Regions from separate parts of the Mus musculus genome. Here region 2 is linked to region 1. Evidence: chromatin loops called from intact Hi-C (ENCODE). Cell type or tissue: left cerebral cortex. All regions are shown on one strand.

Region 1 (8,000 bases):
AACATCAGAGCAACATTCGTGTTTCACACCAATTAACGGATGAGGAGGATGTCACACATCCCAATGTTTTCTAAAGTTCACACTTGCTCTGGGGAGAGATGATTTGGCAGTTGACATCTTACTCTCTTTTTAGGATTGAGGATGCCAGGCAAAAGCAGAGGAAGAAAGACCTTACTTTGACAAGGGCAGCTTGCAAAGCCCCAGTCAGTTCTCCCTCAGCATTGGGTTGCATTTGGGCATGCAGGTATTTGGGCGTGCAAGCGTGAGAGCACAGGACAGGGCTGGTCTAGTTCCTCATCCTCCTTCCTCTTTCTTCTTCCTTGACTCCTTCCTATCCCTGTCCCTCCTTGTTGGATAAGTTGCTGATGGTACAAGTTGAGAGATGATCCTTGCCCTCAAAGACCAGGAAGGAGATCACAAAGTGATCTATGTTCTACATCTGCATCACATTCTTCTATGCAGGTGTCATCCTGATAGAAGCTTTGCCTGGCCATCTAATTGATCTTAGCTCCACCCTAGGTTCCCAGAGATGTCGTGCTCTGCTCAATAAACACTTGTGGAGCATCTCTACTCCACGCTACAGGTACAAAGCTAAGAATTTAGTTCTGCCCTTTACCAAACTTAGGCGATGCAGCATCCTTCAGTGTTGTAGGGCTGACTGGCCTGATCCATTGCCAAGTGCACACCTTCTCTCTCCTCCTGCTGATACTCAGAATGGTTCTTCCACTTTCCCTTGGCATTGTATGGTTCATCATGGTATTGAAATCTTAGTTCCAAAAGCTCCCTGTGAGTGAGACTTCTCTGGCCTAAGGTTTCCCTCAACATACACACCACACACACACACACACACACACACACACACACACACACACACACCCTTCATCGTCCTTTCCCCTCTCATTTCTTTCATGGTCTCACATGTAATTCCTTTTATTATGAAAAGAAATTTTAACTGGAAAGTGAGTTCTGTAACTGCAGGAACTTAGACGAGTGGTTTCCCACCCCACCCTGCATCCTAACCCTCTTGAAACACGGTCCATATTTAATGACTATTGGCTTTTTGAAGGCATCAATATTTGGACCATGTGCACATATATGTGCTGAGGCCAAAGGTTAACCTCAAGTGTTGTTCCTCAGGTGCCATCCAAGCTGATTTATAAAACTGTGTCTCTTCATTGGCTGAGTGAAGGAGCTCACTGATTCAGATAGCCTGGGTCCCCAGCTAACCCCAGAGACCTGCCTGCCTCCATCTCCATAGTGCTACAATTACATAGGATCCGAAGGGCACACAGCCACACTGGCCTTTTCTTGTGCATTTTGGGCAATGAAACACAGGTCCTTATATCTGCACAGGGAGCATTTCACCAACCAAGAAGCTCCCTAGATCCAGCATTGGTATCTTTATCTTGTCTGCAGGTCTGTGCACCTGTCTTTAACCTGGCTCTTCCAGACCTCAGGTGCTCACTTGCTTCTCTTTCACACACATGCACAGTGGGTTGTAAGAACAACAGCAGCTTCTCTGGCAGGACTTTGCCAGCTTGTACTTCGAAACTCAGACTGGTCCTAGCTGCTCTGCTCCTGGGTGCCCCACAGATGAATTTGTTACAACACGTTCTGCCGGTTCTTGCCCTGACTTAGACCGTAGCTACCTGTCCAGATTCTGACCTCCAGTGTGTCTTAGGAACTGCCCCATTGCAGCCTGCCCCAGTTAATTAACCTTCTCTGTGTGACAGCTTTACAAGACTGGACAGAAGGCAGAACACCCATGATGCTCTGTGAATTAAAATCCCAGCCAGTGGAAATGAATAGAGTTGGAGGTGTTAACCTTCTACATGCTGAATTCTTGCATTTCTCACTTCAAAGAATTGTCTAGAAAGCAACTGGGGGGGGGCAGTTTGAAACATTTTAGAATAATTACTGAATCCTGAAATTGCTTTCCTAAAAGCAATCTTGAGAGGCACTCATGCATAATAATATTTCTGGGCTAAGCTCTGCTGGTAAAATGTTGGGGTGTTATGAATCACCTTCTTTATTTCAAGTCCCTGACCAACATCTGAGTTGTTAATACCTTGCCTAGTTTCTCATTATTATTTTTTTCCAGAGTCCACAACATGGCTCAGTGAATAAGATGCCTGTCCTAGATTGCCTGATCCTAGATTGATGATCTGAGTGCAGTCTCATGGGGAAGGGGAGAACGGAGTCTTGAAAGTGCAACCTGTCCTCCATACCTATACTGTCACCGGTGTGCACCCCTCTCCCTAAATAAAATATAACTAAAAACTAGGAATTCCAGTTCTTAGGAAAATGAGGCAGGAGGAGTACCAGAATGGTCTGTGCTGCCTGATAAATTCCAGCTTAGCCTAGGCTACATGTATGAGACTCTGCCTCCAAAAGGCCTTTTTAATTTTTTTATTAAAAAAAATTATTTTTTTGAGACAGGGTTTTTCTATGTAGCCCTGATTGTCTAGAACTTGCTCTGTAGATCAAGCTGGCCTCGAACTTACAGAGATCCTTCTGCCTCTGCAGGAGGTCTGTACAACCTCCACTGGGCTAATCCCACCCCCACATTGATGGTGAAGTTAAAGATATTCTTGCAAAGTAACCTTAGGTTCCTAAGACATGCATGCAGAGCCTCTGTGGGTGCTGTAGAGGTGATAAGGGAACAATGGAGCAAGAGTCTGCCTGGTGACTGGAGGAAGCAGAGCTCCTACTGGGATCCAGAGACTGCAAGCTTTGTGGGTCTCCCGGATGCAGGTCCCCCCCCCGCCCCCCCCCCCGCGCCCCCGCCTCCCGATGTGTTAATAGCCTGATTGGAACACCAATTCACAAGTTGTACACGTGGGACAAAGCAAGTAGGACCAGCTGCCAACACGGATTCATTAGCTCATACAGAGCCATCATGGGTCTCAGGACTTCTGGAACAACAGCAGTTCTCAACCTGTGGGTCACAACCCCTTCAGGGGTCACAAAAGACCATTGGAAAACACAGATAGTTGCATTCTGATTTGTAACAGTAGCTAATGTTGCTATATGAAGTTAGCAACAAAAACAATTTTATGGCTGGGGGGGTCACCATAACATGAGCAACTGTGTTAAAGGGTCACGGTATTAGGAAGGTTGAGAACCACTGCTGTGTAAGAAGGAACATAGGACCCATGAAGGGAGCCCAGTACCTGAAGTCTAGAAGAAGCCATTTGCTCTGTGCATTAACAGAGCTCCTTTAGCTGAACCACAGAGATGAGGAGACATAACTCAGGTCAGTTTTCAGTTTCTTAATAGAATGGATCCCAAAAGGCCCCAGAACTCAGGCATGGTGCCCCAGACCAGCAGGGGACACCTATCTCCCCTTTTCTCCACTATATGTTAAGTGAAAAAGCAGGAAGAGACCTTATCTTTAGATTCTCCTGGGGTTACATGACATTAAAAGCATATCCCAAAGGTAAGGGCTTTGTTTCTGTTTAGGAGTACAGAGGATAAATCCAGATTCATGCACCCTAGGCAAGCAAGCACTTTACCTCTGAGCCTGAAGTTGGGTTTTAAGGTGGGCAATAGGGTAAACTTAGTAGACCCTCTAGGCTCCTTCCTGTTCACCTCTCCTGTGAGCTTCCTTTACACAGGAGGTTGAGGTGTGAGGTGTCCCTGTGGGGCTCTTTGGGAGCATATCCCGTTCCATGCTGACAGGTTCCTGCCCTTGTTGGGTTAGTGAACTTTCAGGGGCAGCCAAAAAGAACCCAGGGGAAAGGCAATAGCCTAGACTCCTCCCTCTCCCCTGTGGTCTTGAGTCCAGAGCCGCAGCTGGGTCACCACCTTGGCCAGTCCCAGTCGTTCTAGCCTGTGGTGCTCGGCCTCTAGGTCACACCTGATACCGTTCAGGTCCTCCTTCCGTGCTCGGTCCAGGTGCTCGCTGGTCTACGGTGGGTAGAGGGCGCGTCCCTGCTTCCCCACCCACACCAAGAGGTTGGCCACTGGGGACCGACCGACAGACAGACAGTCGGACGTGCCGGCCAAGCTGCCGGGTGGAGTGCGGGAGGGGGTGGAGCCGCCGGGGAGGGGCGGTCCGCGGAGCAGAGCTCACTCAGCCTCCCGCTCCCTTCAGTGCTTGGGTCTCTGGGGGTGACACCAAAAGCTTCCGCTCAGTGTCCGGTGCCTGGCGGCGGGTGTCCGATCGTGGAGGCGGAGGACAGCCGGGCAGGTGGAGGGCGCCGCCTGAAGCCAAAGGAGAGACGAGCAGGGCTGGGCTGCGGGAGGCGCTGCCGCCACTCTGCCCGCGCTGCCCCGCAACCTGCGGCGGGAGGAGCAGGCAGCAGCCGGCCCTCAGCGCTCGTCTAGCAGAGCGCAGCGGGCAGTGCGGACCCCCGGGATGCTTCCGACGTTGCTGCAGCCGCCGGCGGCGTAACAGAGCCGAGCCTGCTGCTGAGAGAGGTCAGTGAGTTTCGGTTTGTTTTCCTGTTCAGTGTGCTCCCAGGTCCCGGGTGCAGAGGGGACTCGCGTGGAAGGCTGTGCCTAGGAGAAAGCGGGAAAGGGCAACGGTAGCCTGAGATATAACTGGAGGTTCTTCCTGGACTATGATTGGGGTGGTTTGTTTGGTTAAAGGAGTGCGGAGCTGGAGAGGCGTCTCTCGAGGAGGTGGTCCCGGGAGTTGGGTTTTCCTCGGGCTTTGCTTTGAGTTGGGAGCGCGATGGGGTCATGGCAGCTGACTCTGGTTCCTCGGAGTCCTGGGATGCCCCCTGGAGCTCTGGTCCCGGGAGCTCGCCTCATGCACGCGCCGCACGCGCCCTTGAGGTGCGCGCACATCCCTGCCGTGCCCCCCCCCCCCCCCCAGCATTCTCAAGCCCTGGGTCGTCCCCTCCAGTCCTGTCCTGCCTTCCTACTCCCGATTCCTAGCTAGAAGTTGCCCCCAAGCCATTATTGGAAAAGGGGGCCGAATGGAGGGCCAGATTCTGGGGGTCTTTTGTGCGGACCCACGGGCCTGGGGCGCTTGCTTCTGGAAGGACAGCAGCAGGACAAAGCCGGCAGGACTTGTGGGGAGCTTCTCCACAGTGTTGGTTTGGGATCCCGCCTACCGTGGGGGTGTGGTGGGGGAGTGCTGCATAGATTTGGAAACAGTAGGGTAATTGACAAAACAGAGACAGTGACTTGAGGTGGTGGCCAGGCAACGAAAGGATACTCTCAGATGCATCCCTGATTGTGTGTGTGTGTGTGTGTGTGTGTGTGTGTGTGTGTTTGTCTGGGCAGGCGACTACATGCCCCGCATTGCTAGCTGTGTGGGCTTAACTCGTGTATTTTGCTAGCATTTTGCCTTAAAAAGATGATGGTATTCTCCATCCTGACTCCTATATTTCTGAGGCATTACGGTTGATGGTAGCCGCTTTACCGCGGGATAACTTGGGGGCGCGGCAGGGGGGGCGTAGACTGCAGAGGAGCCAGGAGGTGATTATTTATCCAGGAGAGCCTTAATGACCCTTCCCTGTTTTACCAGTCTTCTACCCCCCATTCTCATCCTCTCGGGACGCCTACTCGTGTTCCAGTGGTCTCGGAGGGTGCTTGGATTTCTGTCTGTGCTGGGAGTATCTAACTATTACTGCATGTATTTCACTGCAGGCTGAACAAAGCTGGGTCTCAATCGCGCTTCCTGCTTGTCAGCCTCTTGTCTCCCAAACGCTTACTGTTTCCACTTGATGTCAACACGCAGAAGGGGGTGAAAGGGACGCGTGACAGATTCAGGTAACCCCAATGATCTGGGTAACTGCCTGGGTGTCTCTGGGTCATTTGGGCCCACAGCGCTGACACAGGGCTGCCTGGGTGTTTCTGCTTTCACAGCATTTGTATTTGTGAGGGAGTAGGGGCCACCCAAGCAAGCAAAAAAAGTCTGTCCTACCTTTGGGACTTCACTCGAATGTCTTGTTCCACCAACATTGCAAATGACTTCATCCTTTCCTTTTGGAGAGGTCACTGGGAGCCACTTATATTGGACCTGTATTAGTTCCACTGGATGGTGTGAATTTTGATGCTGTCAGTACACAGACAGTTGTACATAAATATGGGTTTGGATAAGACAGTGTTTTGTGTAAAGTGGAGATGTCTTCTAATTAAAGATATTGTGGGAAAGTTAATAATCATAAAGCTCATAAGATATTTGACCAGTGCTCAGTTCGGGCATTGGTCACATGCAGTGGCCTTCTGAGGAAGAAGGACTGTTTCTCTCCCATCTTTTCATTGCCAAAGTATCAGGGCAGGCTGATGCTAAATTACTGGCAGGTAGCAGAGAGGGCTGCTGGGTAGGAGCAGAACGAACATAGAAGAGACAGAGCTTTAGTTATGTTTCCCTTTATATAGACACAAATCATTATCCTCTCTTTCTCCATTTTTTTCCTTTAGATTTTGGTTCTTTCCCTAAAACTCTGGCCTATCATGATAGAATTCATTGAAAACTCACCTTCAGATGTACCAGGACACACATTTCAGCACTGGCATGCCTTCCTAGAATCCAGAGCTTTTAGCATCCCATGGGCTGGAGCATGGGCTAGATCCAGGCTTTCCTTATAGGGAGGTCAGATTGTTGAGGACCATTGGCTCCTGAGACCTCTTTTGCAGTATAACAGCATCAAGGACCAGAGTGGATGCTCTTTACAGTTTTTCTCGAAAATCCCTCTAAAACTAATTAAAGAGCTTAAGATGTTTGTCATTCTGTTCTAGGATAGTTTTGCTTCTAAAGGTGGCTTTAAAACCAGGAGTGACACCAACGTTGACCCTTCTACTGAAAGCTTGGAAAACCATTAGAAGTGGGGCAGTCATTTTGTTCTAGCTAAAACAAAGGCTACTGCTTTGCAGAGACAAGATTACCAACATGGTGTTAGGATGAAGGTATGTTGACAGGTGATTTTTCTGTCAGCAGTAATTCTGGGTGTGTCCTGGATTACAGCAAGAAGAAAAACCACGTGATGGAATAATAGGGAATGTAATAATGCAATAGAATCAAGGGTGTGGCTTTTTAATAGGAAAAAAAAAAACCCTCACACACAATTTTCCACATAGAAAAATAGCTGCCTGCACATGTAATTGCATGTCCAAGAACAAAGATAGCTATAGTGTAGTATTAGATTTTATTGTAATTTTTCATCATGTGCTGTGATAACTCATAATGAAATGTTGATTTACATCAGCTCCCTGGGGTCATCTTCTTTACATCATCTTCTTCCTGGGGTCTCGGGAGGTGGGCTTAGCTCTAGGCTGGCATAGCTGACCTTTGAGTCCAGTGTTTACTTGTTCACCCTGCAGACGCTTTTGTGTACTTAACAGAAATACGGATTCTGTGCAAGGTGCCAAGGGGTAAGTGATGGATAGAGACAACGGTCATGAATCACCCTCAAAGAGATTATAGGGAGACAAAGAAATGCAGGTCTTACTTGGAAGTGACTGAGAAGGCCTGCACGTCTGAGGAGGCTCACACAACCTCTGCTTGATTGTCGTTTTCTCTAGAATGTTCTGAATTCCCCAAATGTCTGGGCTGGGTCAGAAGTAGCCTTTTCTTTACAGACATTGAACTCTTCAGTTGGATTTCCATGGCTGCTGAGGCTCCACCAATGTAGGGAGGCCATTTTCTTTTCATTTCTTTATGACTATTCTACCTGGACCTTCTTGTTCAGCAGTCAGCTGTGCATCAAGTTCAAAATAATGTCTACATTCCTGTGTCACCTGATTTAGAAAGCAGATGGGGACAGGTAGACTTTTGTAGGTTTCTTCTCACTCATTTTAAAGTACTGAGGTGTTATTGATTTTGCTGTAGTGAGGAATATTCAACATACCAGTGCCCGACCATTTCTTTCCTGGGCTTGCAGAATAGAAAGGCCAGGCTCGCTGTAGTTGCTCAGGCCCTAAACTGATAGAGGCTTGCTCAAACTTGGTCTTATGGAATCACTGCTCTCAAGAAAGTGGCTCAGGTATCACTCAGTCTACCCCATAATCCAGCCCAGAAGCATGTCACATTGTTCTGGTCCCAA
Region 2 (8,000 bases), 350 kb after region 1:
GCTAATCTCTTTCTCTTTTTATACAGACTCTCTTGTTTCCTCATTTAAACCCAAATACCTTTGAAAGTTAGGCTGCATTTAATGCATAAGCTTTGTGCTGGTGCAGATATAAAGTCCAGTAGAGGAGCATGAGAACATCTGTGAGCAAATGGAATGACTCCTGTGATTTCATCTGTTATGGATGTTTTAGTTTAGAATGGTTACAGATTGACTTTACCATTCTTTACCACGTGGGAGAAGAATTTTCACCTGCCATATGGAGGTATAACCAAGCAACTGAATACAGTGCTGATCAAACTTTTAGAACATAGTCAAATATAATAATTCCATTTATATAAACAGTGTCTCACAACAGAACACTAAAGGATGTATGTCCATGGCTTGAAAATTCTCTTGAGGTAAGTATTATTTGAGGGTTTCTACCCCACCTTTAATCATTGAGCTCACAAATAAAATATATAAAAGCTTTATATTTATAATAAGCTTAAAGTATTAGAGCTGGGCAGATGTCAACTCTCTATGCTATTTTGTATATTTTACTGTCAATAACCCCAAGATATCACTTGCCATATTCCACCTGGGCTTCTCTTACTCCCACTGGTTGCCACCAATGGCCATGTGCTTTCTACCTACCCAATGACCTTTTTTCTTCCTCCTCTTTCTCATTGTGGTCTCTGCTGCAGACGACAAGTCCAGGAATCAAAGCCCTGTCTACCTCTCTTCTGCCCAGATATAGGTTGTAGGCATCTTTATTAACCCAATAGTTTTCAATTTAGGAGCAAGGTTTGTATAACAAAAGCTGGCACACATGAGAATTCACTGGTCTTGAGGCAACTAGACCTTGGGATACAGAATTTAGAAGTACAGTATGTCACAACAGACCAAACTTCAACAATAGTTTTAAGAACAGTATTCAATAAGGCTTTCAAGTATACTAGTTAATACAGAGGATATAAAAATAATTTCCCTACTTAAGCTTGCTGTCTATCTAGATTATTCATTTAGTACATATTAGACATCTTGGACAAGTATGGTCAAGGAATACATTTAATTAGAAATTAGATTCCCCCATCTCACAATCGCATTTCTGACCCATAATTGTTCCTGTCTGAAAGAATTACAGCGATAGAAATGGAGAGGAGCCTGAGGAAAAGAAGGTCCAGCAACAGGCCCATAGCAGGATCCAGCTCAAGGAGAGGCCTGACACTATTACTGAGGTTATGGAGAGCTCATAAAAAGGTACCTATTATGACTGCCCTCCAAAAGACCCAACAAGAAGCTGAAAGAGTCTGATGCAGATATTTGTACCCAACCAGAAGCAGCTTACCCCTGTTGTTGAATTAGGGAAGGCTGAAAGAAGATGAGGACCAGCAGTCTCACCTCCAAGATCACTCAAACTCTGGACCACCAAAGAGAGAGCATACACCAGCTGATATGAGGCCCCCAACACACATACTGTAGAGGACGTCCAGGTCTGTGTTCATTCAGAGATGGTGCACCTAACCCTCAAGAGACTGGAAGCTTCAGTGAGTTTAGAGGTCAGGTGGGGTGGAGGGTGGGGCATCCATATGGAGACAGGGTGGTGTGGGGAGGAGGTGTGGGATGTGGAGCAGACAGAGGGTGGGTGGGGGCAGGGAATGGAATATGGAGTGTAAAAAGTAAATTAAAAATAAATTAAATAAATAAAAAAAGAAATTAGATTCCTATGCAGATGATCTCATTTTGCCTAAATAAGCATTTGAAACAATAGTCTGTGCTTTTCTAGGAGAACACTATCAAGACTTTTCTGCTAGGAGTTTCTATTTATATCATCTCAATATTCTTCTTGTAGACAAGAAATTCCTATTGTTTTCTTTTCTCCCACAGGAAAACATCTCGTCAGAAGAGAAACAAATCAAGGTGACGGTAATGGACAAATCTTAGTAAAGTTCTATTTTAGTCTCAAGATCGTCTACCAGTGTGGGTGACATTGAAATGAAAGGACGAGAGACACCAGCTTTCTGTCCCCAGAAGTCAAATAAACAAAATGACAAACACACTTGCCTTCTTTTCTTTGGAGAATGAATGTTCCAGTCAGCACCAGTCTTGGGATTTCTACTTGTGCAACGCTGTTACGGATTTCCAAAATAGAAGACCAACTCTTGAGTAATGAACAATCTACCTTCACAGCAAGAAACTGCTACAGGGAGCTCCTTGGTGATGGTGTGTGTAATAATTAGAAATATGAGCAGAAATTGACCTTCCAAGTTGGATATGTTATTATTCACTTTATCTGCTCAGTGTCACAGTGGGTGCTGTCAGAGAGACCATGACTAAAATCCCAGGATGAAGACTTCTCTGCCAAATCTCATATGTAATCGTTTGCCAAAAGTGCCTGAGATGCTCATGGCATATGCTCAGAGCCATGTAGGAGCTGGATGTGGCAAGTACTCCTGAGTTTACAGAGGATTTGAGTCCTGTTTGTAGGGATGGGACATATTGTAATGTGGCAGTATGCCAGTGCCCTCCAGAAATAGCTTTCTGCTCTTTCAAGAGGAGGCTGTCTAGGGTTATATAAGGTTTTGGTAACATAGTCCTATTTGATGACATTCATTAAAAAAAAAAATACCCTCTACATAGTTGTTCTAGTTTTCCTTCTGTTGCTGTAATAAAACATTCTGACCAAAAGCAACTTAGTGGAGGAAGGGTTTATTGGACTTACATTTCTAGGTCGCAGTCCATCACTGAGGGGAATCTGGAAAGTAACTCATGCGGAAACTTACAACTGAAGCCACAGAGAAATGTTAGTCTACTTGCTAGCTTCAACTCAGGCTCATGCAGCTAGGTTACTTATACAGCTCAGGACTACCACCTACCCAAGGAAGGGTGCTTCCCACAGTGAGCTGGGCCTTCCAACATCAACTAACAACCAAGTCAGTTCCCCTCAGATATGCCTACAGGCCAATCTGATCTGGGTAACCCTGAACTGAAACTTCCTCGCAAGTGAATCTAGGCTGAGAGTCAAAGCTAACCTGGACAAAAGTGTAGAAAAATAATCTTTTCCAGAGAAAACATCATGGAGCATGGTGAGCAAATATATTCACTCATTTCTTATGTCATCTGTGGCAGGTGTCCTTACATGTAAAAATTTGCTGCATACTATTAAAGACAATTAAGTTAAAGAACATCACCAGTCAGTGTGTAAGAGATCAACTAACTACTCTGTTACTGTTCTCATTCCAAGGTGAGTGCTTCCCATGATGCGTCCCGTTCCTTTCCAGGTTTTCTGTGTGTACTTTGCTTAATTTTTTAATGTTATTTTTGTTTAAATCATCATCATCATCATCATCATCATCATCATCATTATTACTATTATTATTAGTGTGTGTGTGTATATTCTCTGTGCTGTTTTCCCTAAACCATGCAGCTAAGGAGTTCAGATGTCAGTCTAGAACAGAGTCATGAGACCCTTGAGGTTGCTGCGTGTACTCAGTATCCATCTTCAGAGAGATGGCTTGTCTTAATGCCTACCATCATAACGTCTACCAGGCAATATCAAGAAGGTGGCAAATGCTGAGTTTTGAGGTTGGGGAGGCTAATCTTGCAAGCACCATGCTAGACCAGTAGTGCCCCACAGTTGACAAGTGATGAATAGTGATTAGAATGAGTTGATTTTGATGCACATGGACCAGACAGGAAAACAACAGAGGATTATATCAGGCTACCAGGACAACAAGGGAATGCTTGTGTGAGGCAGAAGGAACCCCCACAGACTGGGCTCTGAAGGTTAATTCTTTCACTTTGCATCACAGTTCTTTACCGACTGAGAGTCAAGGCAAAGGTGAATTGTCTGGCCTTACACATATGGCCCACAGCTGAGCAGAGTTTTGGGGTTCTGAACACTGTCCCTTGGCTGTGCCTGAGTACCAATGGACACTAGTACTGCTTCCTGCAAGCATAGTGCCCTTTCTTCACTCCATGATACCCTGCATAGTCTATAGCAGTGAAGTCACATGAATGGAAGTATGGCTTCAGCCATCTGGTAATTCATTCTAGCCTACCCCCTGCCTGCAACAGTGAGAATTCTTCCCAAACACTGCCAAGTCAGCGGCAGAGGACTGCTGCCACCTGTGTCCTGCCAGATTGCAGTAGCATGTTCAGAGCCCCCTGAAGCCATATGTCAGGGCTGAGAGGTAAAAAATATCCTACAAAATGAACACACCAGTTAATTAATAGGAAAGCTGCTGTGTATGTGTGTGTACCTCTGCTGAGGATCCAAAGGGACAGGAACACTTGAAGGACTTGTTCTTGTAATGTTACAATGAATTTTAAAATGTGTCATATACATTTTAAATACACATGCATTATCTAAATTTATATCCTAGGGAAGCTAGAACAAACTGGTTTACTTAAAACAACCTAATTTTATCTTGTAAAATAAGAGGTCAGCATTTGGAAACCAAGGTGTCGACAGAGGTTGTTTCTTCTGGTGTTCAGGTGGATGTTCTGCCTCTCTCACAAGAAGGTTGTCACCAAACCTTGAGATCAGTTCCTTGACTTATAGAGACATCACTGCAATATGTCCCCATCCTCACATTTTCTCCTGTCGGTGGCTCTGCCTTGGTGTTCAAACCTCACACTTAGGTAAATGTACAGGGTGGGGCTCCATTTGAACCCAGTGTGACATCACTGTAACTCGATTACTTCTATTAATAACACTCTGGTTTCCAACTAAGTTCACAACCACTGAAGCTTAGACCATGAGCATGTCTTGGGTGTGTGTATACAGTTTAACCCACAACAAATCTGAGAAACAATGCAGTGATAAATGATAGTGGTTCTCTTCTCTGTTTCCTTCACCCTCCTCCCCTTCTTTCCCTCCCTTCTCACATTTTCTTTTCCTTATCCCCTGCTCCCCCTTCCTTTTTCTACTTTTCTTCTCCCCTCTCTCTCTATAAAACACATTTCTGGTAGTGTTTTCCAGAAATAACAAAGACATTCCAGCACTCAATAACAATACAACAAACTAATTTAAAATTGACAAAGCATCTAGATATATTACACAGGGCAATATGTGGATGACAGGTAAGCACATGGAAAAATTCAACATTATTTTTAGGATACTGTAAATTAAAGCTCCAATGAGACACTATATAGTATATTATTATTATTATTATTGCTGAAATTAAATATATTAGCTATTGTTGGGATGTGGATGACCCAAGGCACTGTTTCTGGGAATGTTGAAAAAGTCGAATCACTTTGGAAAACTTTGTGGTTTGTTTGTTTTTGTTATTTAAACATGTACTTAACATGTAATCTAACCATTCCATTCCTGAGTATTTACAAAGAAGAGAAAATATGCCCATAGGAAGATTCACATGCTCATAGCAAATTTGCTTATTGTTTGAAACTATAAACAGATCAAATATCTGTTCACAAATAAAAAAATACAAGTTGTGGTTTGTCTATAAAAGGGAATCTTATTCCACAACATAGCATAGTTAGTTGTTAATATGATGGCATTGACAAATCTAAAAATAATTATTGCTGATGAAAGGAATTTAGGTAAAAGGGAAATATATATTGTTTGGTTAGATCCAAGTAGACGTCTACAAAGTGTAAAACAATCTATAGCAACATAACATCTATCATCACTAATTAGAGTTGAAGAAGGTAGGGTAGGTATTATAAAGTTGCATGTGACAAACATTCTAGGTGACAAATATAGTCAGTGCCAAGATTGTTCACTGGTATATAAATGGATACAAATCATTATACTGTACAATTAAACATGTACATTTTGTTGAATGTCAGTTATATGTTAGTAAAATATATGCTTGTTCTCTTGGTTAGGGTTACTATTGCTGTGATCAAACACCATGACCAAACAAGTTGGGGAGGAAAGAGTTCATTTGGCTTCCATTTCTACACCAAAGTTTGTCATCAAAGGACAAGAACTCAAACAGGAACCTGGAGGCCAATGTTGATCAAGAAGCCATGGAAGGGTGCTGCTTATTGGCTTGCTCCTCATGGCTTGCTCTGCCTGCTTTCTTATAGATAGAACATAGGACCACCATCCAGAATGTATTGGATCCTCTGTCATCAATTATTAATTAAGAAAATGCCCTATAGCTAGACCTTATGGAGGCATTTTTCTCAGTTGAGGTTCTCTCCTTTCAGATGACTCTAGCTTTTGTCAAGTTGACAGAGAACTAGCCAGCACTCCTATGATATGTCAGTTATTTCCCAAGGTGGTGCTCAGTGAAATATTCATTTACTTCTGAAATCACTGTGTAGTGAAGATAAGGTTGAATGTCAAAGGAGAGTAACTTACCAATAGAGTAAGACTGGAACCTTCTGAGAGAAGGGGAACAGGGACCAGAAATGGTAAAGGGAAAGAACATGATTCCTGGAGCAGAAAAAGAGGCATGGCAGAAAAATGGAAAAAAATGATCCTGCAGACGATAATTTCTCATAACAAACCCAACACCACCTCTTCTTGTGATGTAGCTGTAGCTCTTCTCTGTCATTTGACTCCACATTCTCGGCAGTGTATTCACCTTCAAAGTGGTCTTTGTGCTCTTTTGGGGGGAACTTTTATCTCTATGGCAAGAAGAAGTCCATCTAATCACCAGCAATGTGGAAGAATGAGTGTTTGCATCAGCCAAGTTCTGGTCAGCGCATCACCCTTTAGTTGCAGTCTACAGTGGAGATTCCTAGCATGGTAGACCAGAGTCACTATGTCTTTTCTGGGCACTCTGTGAATTTCTGACTCATGAAATCCTTGACACAGCAAGATGGTTATCACTAAATGCCACTGTTTTTTTTTTAATTTGTTTTTTTCAGTGCAGTATAAGTCAAATGGGCAATAGGAAAGGCGAGAGAGAAATGGAAATAGTAAAAGTAAGACTAAGATCTGGAAATGGTAGAAAAGTAGATAAGATTCTGTGGGCAATCATTGTAGATTTTGAGAGCAAACAGCATGTAGAAGGGATCTACAGAATTCTGGATCAGTAGGAGAACCCTTGGTATCATGAGCAAGGCAGATACACAAGTAAAATACTTGAGTGGAAGAAACTCCTTCATCCTAACTCTAGCCATCTGATCATCCTCAGAAGCTAAGAGCATGGACAGAGACGTACAGCAGGGTTTATCAGTTTTTTGTACCAGGAAGAAAAAGTTATTAATCATTGTGTTCTGGTTTGGTGTTGTGCTAATTATACTTTGTTTTATTTTTAACTTATTTTTATTTACATGTACTTGTATGTTAAAGTAAGTTTATGTGAGAACAAATCCTCTGTCTCTTTCTATGTCTTTCACTAACAACTCTCTGTCTCTGTCATTTTCTGTCTCTTTGCCTGTCTCTGCCTACGCCCCCTCCCCTCTCTCTGTGTGTGTAGGGCAGAGGATGGCATCAAGTGTTTCCTAATTGTTCTTCTAATATTCTGAGATAGACTCACTGAGCCTGAAACTCACAGAATGGAGCCAACTGTCTGGATGGCAACTCTATTCTTCCAAAATTGGTAAGTGCCACCATACCTGGTTTTATACATACAATAAATTAGCATTTTAAAAATATAAGTTAAATTATGAGACATGTATTCCATTAGTAGATAATTTTAACAGAGGAACTATTAACCTAATTTCATCTATTGTCCAACAAGAATCTTCTTAAGAGTCAAACAAAAGCTTTGCAATCCTGGCATATATCTATAGAAACATCTTAACATATATTTATTATTAGAGAAACAGTAGACTGGCCTTCCTAGTGAATTGATCCATAATAAGAACTATTTGGGTGGTGTGACTTCTGTTAGGAAGAGTCCTAGGGCCATTTTAATAAACTAACATTCTGATATCCAGGTCTAGTTACACATAATTGGTAAGCTGCTATCAACCTTTAATCAACTGTGCTGATTTTCCCATGCCTGGATTCTGTTTTTGAGTTTATGGATTCTTTCATTTCATTTCTACCTTTCTTGCCTGTTACTTAGATACTTCTTTTTTTTTTATTAAAT

The links. A loop is a pair of places that touch in the nucleus more often than their neighbours do. Peaks named below come from ENCODE experiments on the same cell type or tissue, not always from the same donor. Only the 100,000 strongest peaks of a DNase experiment are listed, where the experiment ranks them.
Region 2: it touches region 1 in a loop (2.2-fold over the local background); 6 of 42 quality-filtered maps call a loop at or near these places.

The regions. Positions count from the first base shown.
Region 1 is chr1:105,352,765-105,360,764 of GRCm38, reverse strand. It overlaps Rnf152 (ring finger protein 152), which reads left to right and starts at 4,055. Exons shown (of 3, transcript NM_178779.4): 1 at 4,055-4,422; 2 at 5,602-5,724. Gm17634 (predicted gene, 17634) reads right to left here and starts at 4,758. Exons shown (of 2, transcript NR_151540.1): 1 at 3,860-4,758. In left cerebral cortex, a CTCF peak has its summit at 4,185; DNase peaks (open chromatin) are centred at 4,316, 4,673, 5,205, 5,561 and 2 more places; H3K4me3 peaks cover 2,472 bases; H3K27ac peaks cover 1,409 bases.
Region 2 is chr1:104,998,437-105,006,436 of GRCm38, reverse strand. No RefSeq gene overlaps it. Among named protein-coding and RNA genes, the nearest start is that of Gm29012, 110 kb to the left of the region's middle. In left cerebral cortex, no CTCF peak of the experiment used is centred here; DNase peaks (open chromatin) are centred at 2,464, 2,842 and 4,040.